Regions from separate parts of the Homo sapiens genome. Here region 1 is linked to region 2. The links are chromatin loops, found by intact Hi-C in ENCODE. Cell type or tissue: K562. All regions are shown on one strand. Each heading gives the region's core, and the rest is flanking DNA. Links, peaks and the distances in the headings are about the cores only.

Region 1 (2,913 bases), core at 306-2,805, 260 kb after region 2:
TCCCAACCTCAGGTGATCCGCCCGCCTCGGCCTCCCACAGTGCTGGGATTACAGGCGTGAGCCACCGTGCCCGGCCAGAGGTGGGGTTTTGCCATGTTGGCCAGGCTGGTCTCGAACTCCTGACCTCAGATGATCCACCTGCTACGACCTCCCAAAGTGATGGGATTACAGGTGTGAGCCACCATGCCCGGCCTCTTTATGAAACTTAAAGCCATCTTTCGTTATTGTTTCCTTGTCTTGGGCAGGTGGAAGAATCCCCCACCCCTTTTTTAAGGGATGAAGGGAGTTTCAGCTAGTGTCACAGAGTTGCCACTATATTAAATCTCTGCTGCTGAGTACAGATGATAAGGATTGTATTCAAAGTTGCCTGATAGGAGATTGGCAGGGGCAGGGTGAGGGTAGGTATTGACCAGCCCTGGGAATCTCTCTTACTGACAGGCAGGACCTGGGATCACAGGCATCAAGTACACATCTGGTCTGTCCATCTTTCCTCCCTCTATGGGTAACTGAATGTGAAAGGAAAACAAACCAGCGTTTACCCTAGGGAAGCCTTGACGGGTATTTGTGGGTATGTTACTGAGTCTTGTGCTAAAATTAATGACCTTGGGGAATGCGAAAGAAGCAGGCTTAGGATAAAAGAAAGTTCCTGAAAGAGGTGTTGCTTTGGGTAGGATTCCAAGGGACTCAAGACAAAACCCTCAGCTGGGAACGTTGGGGACTAGTTTTTGCCTCTTACAGATATGTGTTGAGACGGATTCTCCGCCGAGCTGTCCGATACGCCCATGAAAAGCTCAATGCCAGCAGGGGCTTCTTTGCTACGTTAGTGGATGTTGTCGTCCAGTCCCTGGTAGGTTTATTTCTCTGCTTACCCTTCTGTGCTAAAGCAGTCCGTTAAGAGGGATGGAGTGGGAGAGGGCATACTGTTAAGCAGCTTTTTGTTGCTGTTTTTTGAGACGGAGTCTCACTCTGTCACCCACGCTGGAGTGCAATAGAGTGATCTTGGCTCACTGCAACCTCTGTCTCCTGGGTTCAAGCGATTCTCCTGTCTCAGCCTTCCGAATAGCTGGGATTACAGGTGCACACCGCCAAGCCTGGCTAATCTTTTCTGTTTTAGTAGAGACAGGGTTTCACCGTGTTGCCCAGGCTGGTCTTGAACTCCTGAGCTCAGGCAATCCACCTGCCTCGGCTTCCCAAAGTGGTAGGATTACAGGCGTGAGCCACTGCACCCAGCTAAGGAGCTTTTTTAAGACGGGGCAGGGAACAGTCTCTGGCTTCATCCAGCCCCTCATCTTGCTTCCCCTTTGTCAGGGAGATGCATTTCCTGAGCTGAAGAAGGACCCAGACATGGTGAAGGACATCATTAATGAAGAAGAGGTGCAGTTTCTCAAGACTCTCAGCAGAGGGCGTCGCATCCTGGACAGGAAAATTCAGAGCCTGGGAGACAGCAAGACCATTCCCGGTAGGTACCAGTTTTTGCCCTTCTCCATCCTGGCCGTTTGATCTTTCTGGGAAAGACAAGCCCTTTCTGACAGACTGACTGTGGGCTCTCATGTCTCTGAGGCTGAACATAGCTTGATTGAATTGCTTTTGGTGCAAACTGGAATTTATAGTAAAATGGTAAAAGTAATGCATCATTGTGGCCAAAGTATTCAAACAATACAGAATACAAAAGTGTTCAGAAAATGAAAATCCTCTTTTCCACACTCATTTCTCAGAGGGAACAACTCTTAATGGTTTGGTGTAGAACTCTTCAGGATTCTTCTCTGTTTGCATGCAAATACATGTAGATATTTGTGTGTGTGTATTTTTCAAGCAAAAGTGGGAATATTTGGTATGTACTGTTTTGCAATTTGGGGAAAATTAATTCCAAAGATTTTCTCCCCAGTTTCCAAAGATTCTTTATTGAAGTATAATGAACAAGGGAAAAGCTTGATGAATTTTCACAAATTGAACACACATTCAGATCAAGAAATAGATTTGTCAGCTGGGTGTGGTGGCTCACACCTGTAATCCTAGCACTTTGGGATGCCGAGGCGGGCGGATCACGAGGTCATGAGTTCAAGACCAGCCTGCCCAACATGGCAAAACCCCGTCTCTACTAAAAATACAAAAAATTAGCTGGGTGTGGTGGCATGCGCCTGTAATCCCAGCTACTTGGGAGGCTGAGACAGGAGAATTGCTTGAACCGGGGAGGCGGAGGTTGCATTGAGCCAAAATCATGCCACTGCACTCCAGCCTGGGCAACAAGAGCGAAACACCATCTCAAAAAGAAAAAGAAAAAGAAATAGATGTGTAAGGCTGGGCACAGTGGCTCACACCTTTAATCCCATCACTTTGGGAGGCTGAGGCAGGCAGATCACCTGAGGTCAGGAATTTGAGACCAGCCTGGCCAACATGGTAAAACCCCATCTCTACTAAAAATGCAAAAATTAGCCATGCATGATGGCGGGCACCCATAATCCCAGCTACTCGGGAGACTGAAGCAGGAGAATCGCTTGAATCCTGGAGCTGGAGAGTGCAATGAGCCGAGATCACACCAGTACACTCCAGCCTGGGCAACAGAGTGAGACTCTCAAAAAAAAAGAAATAGAAAATTGTCCAGGTGAGGTTGTTTTTGTTTTTGAGATGGAGTCTCACTCTGTTGCCCAGGCTGGAGTGCAGTGGTGTGATCTCAGCTCACTGCAAGCTCCGCCTCCCAGGGTCATGCCATTCTCCTGCCTCAGCCTCTCTAGTAGCTGGGACTACAGGTGTCCGCCACCGCGCCTGGCAATTTTTTTATTTATTTTTTTTTATTTTTTATTTTTGAGACAGAGTCTTGCTCTGTCGCCCAGGCTGGAGTGCAGTGGCGCTATCTCGGCTCACTGCAAGCTCCACCTCCCGGGTTCACGCCATTCTCCTGCCTCAGCCTCCCGA
Region 2 (2,913 bases), core at 200-2,699:
TATTTTCTTTTTGTATTTTTAGTAGAGATGGGGTTTCACTGTGTTAGCCAGAATGGTCTCGATCTCCTGACCTCATGATCCGCCAGCCTTGCCTCCCAAAGTGCTGGGATTACAGGCGTGAGCCACCACGCCCGGCCGGAAAACAATCTTAAAAAAAAACACTGAGGTGACTGAAAGAAACGCAAAGAGACAGGGTCCCCATTACCTCATAATCCATTTCCAGACAAGCAAACATTGGATTTTCAAATCCGACATCTACTCCAACTACATGATACACTAAAGTGTTTGCTTTGTGGGCTTCCAGGGGAGATGAAATGGTAAGTCGGGCTGCAGCATCTCTGTTCAAAATATACACCAATTTCTGTTTCTCAATGGCACCTGTAGTTGAAGGAGATAAAACATACAAGATTCCCAGATAATGAGAAGAGAGACTTATAGAACAGCTAGAGTCACATCATGCTTTTCTTTTAATCATTATTAACAGCAGTAACTCTACAAGTATAAAAACTCAGGATTCTGTTTTCTATCATCAGAATAGCACTTTGGGAGGCTGAGGTGGGTGGATCACCTGAGGTCAGGAGTTCAAGACCAGCCTGACTAACACAGTAAAACCTTGTCTCTACTAAATACAAAAAATTAGCTAGGTGTGGTGGTGCATGCCTCTAATCCCAGCTACTTGGGAGGCTGGGGCAGGAGAATTGCTTGAACCTGAGACGCAAAGGTTGCAGTGAGCTGAGATCGCACCACTGCACTCCAGCCTGGGCAACAAGTGCGAAACTCTGCCTCATTTGAAAAAAAAAAAAAAAAAGAATAGACAATAGTGGAGCTGGGCACAGTGGCTCAAGTCTGTAATCCCAGCACTTTGGGAGGCCAAGACAGAAGGAAGGATTGCTTGAGCCCAGGAATTCAAGACCATCCTGGGCAGCATTGTGAGATCCCCATCTCTCTCTTATTTATTTATTTATTTATTTATTTATTTATTTATTTATTTATTTTTGAGATGCAGTCTCACTCTGTCGTCCGGGCTGGAGTGCAGTAGCGCTATCTCGGCTCACTGCAACCTTTGCCTCCCGGGTTCAAGCGATTCTCCTGCCCCAAGTAGCTGGGATTACAGGCACCCACCACCACACCCAGCTAATTTTTTGTATTTTTGGTAGAGACTGGGTTTCACCATGTTGGCCAGGCTGGTCTCAAACTCCTGACCTCAAGTGATCCTCCCACCTTGGCCTCCCAAAGTGCTGGGATTACAGGTGTGAGCCACCGCACCTGGCTGAGACCCCATCTCTTTTAAAGATAAATAGCCACCGTGCCCGGCTGAGACCCCCATCTCTTAAAAATAAATAAATAAATTTTTTTAAAGACAATGGCATCATTGTGGCCCCCTTCTTCCTAATACAGGTCTTAAATATCCCACTAACTAGTCAAAATTTTTTAATGAGTCCTACATTTAAGGATACTGAAAAACAGTAATTCATAAAATTATCATTAGCCTTATTCTCTGAAATAGATCTAACGATTTATGACTGCCCTCTAGAGGCCTGATCAGACACACAAAAATTTTCTTCAAGAATTTATCAGAGAAGAGACATGAATGTGAATCATCACTTCAGGCTGATGAAAGCAACGATATTCACTGTCTAATAACATAAGATCATTTCATTGTAGTCTTTTTGCCAAAGAAAAAGAAATTGAAAAACACCCATTTCCAACTAGATGGGAAGTAGAAAGGTGTGTTAAGATTTTTCCCATTGTTTTAAAAGAAAATGCAACTCTTTTAAAAAGGAAATGCAACTTTAAACCTAGAGTAAATCCAAACATGATGCCAAACCCACATAAGTAATTAATTGGCACTGGCACACCACCAAGAGCACAGCATTGTTATCCTAAACTAGGCATATACAGCAAGTAGAGTAAATCACTTACTAATCATAACGGCTCGCCCTTTGGGATCCACAGCTAAGAACTGGCCAGGAACGATGCGACGGCATCCACTCTTGCCAAAGGTTTCTTGGTGAATCTTCTCAAACATATTCTTAGATGGCTGGTATTCCAAAATAACAATTCGACCAGAGTCACTGCCAACTACAATGTAGTCTTTGGTGCCACCTGTCAGCCTAAAGGCCATGAGTGACCGGATAACACCGAATACTTCCACAGTGAGTAGGGTATGTACTTTGCCAGTGTTGGGGTCTGGGCGAAGCAGCTCCAAGATCTTCCCACGGGAAACAACAATTTCTTGTTGTTTGGTTCCTAGATCACCAAAAAATAAAGATCATAAACAACCAGAACCCAGCCTGGCCACCATGGTGAAACCCCGTCTCTACTAAAAATACAAAAATTAGCCAGGCGTGGTGGCACATGCCTGTAATCCCAGCTACTCGGGAGGCTAAGGCAGGAGAATCGCTTGAACCCAGGAGGTAGAGGTTGCTGTGAGCCAAGACTGTGCCACTGCACTCCGGCCTGGGCAACAGAGCAAAACTCCGTCTCAAAAAAAAATTAGTCAGGTGTGATGGCCTGTGCCTCTAGTCCCAGCTACGTGGGAGGACAGTTTGAACCCAGGAGTTCAGAGAATGTAGTGGGTTATAATCCTGCCATTGCACTCCATCCTGGGAAACGCAGCAAGATATCGTCTCTAAAAAAAAAAAAAAAAAAAAAAAAGGCCACGCACAGTGGCTCACACCTGTTATCCCAGCACTTTGGGAGGCTGAGGCAGGCAGATCACTTGAGGTCAGGAGTTTGAAACCAGCCTGGCCAACATGGTGGGATCCCATCTCTACTAAAAATACAAAAATTAGCCAGGTGTGGTGGCACGTGCCTATAATCCCAGCTACTCCAGAGGCTGACACAGGAGAATCGCTTGAACCTGGGAGACGGAGTTTGCAGTGAGCCGAGGTCGCACTACTGTACTCCAGC

What was found. Hi-C counts contacts between places; a loop is a spot of excess contacts. Peaks named below come from ENCODE experiments on the same cell type or tissue, not always from the same donor. Only the 100,000 strongest peaks of a DNase experiment are listed, where the experiment ranks them.
Region 1: it touches region 2 in a loop (4-fold over the local background); 11 of 110 quality-filtered maps call a loop at or near these places.

What each region holds. Positions count from the first base shown.
Region 1 is chr16:70,266,205-70,269,117 of GRCh38, reverse strand. It overlaps AARS1 (alanyl-tRNA synthetase 1), which reads left to right. Exons shown (of 21, transcript NM_001605.3): 8 at 739-847; 9 at 1,309-1,459. Among named protein-coding and RNA genes, the nearest start is that of EXOSC6, 16 kb to the right of the region's middle. In K562, for the core only: a CTCF peak has its summit at 1,394 (motif pointing right); a DNase peak (open chromatin) is centred at 1,397.
Region 2 is chr16:70,528,210-70,531,122 of GRCh38, reverse strand. It overlaps SF3B3 (splicing factor 3b subunit 3), which reads right to left. Exons shown (of 26, transcript NM_012426.5): 3 at 1,924-2,250; 4 at 206-378. It overlaps SNORD111B (small nucleolar RNA, C/D box 111B), which reads right to left and starts at 1,624; the gene lies at 1,524-1,624. In K562, for the core only: a CTCF peak has its summit at 1,544 (motif pointing left); no DNase peak of the experiment used is centred there.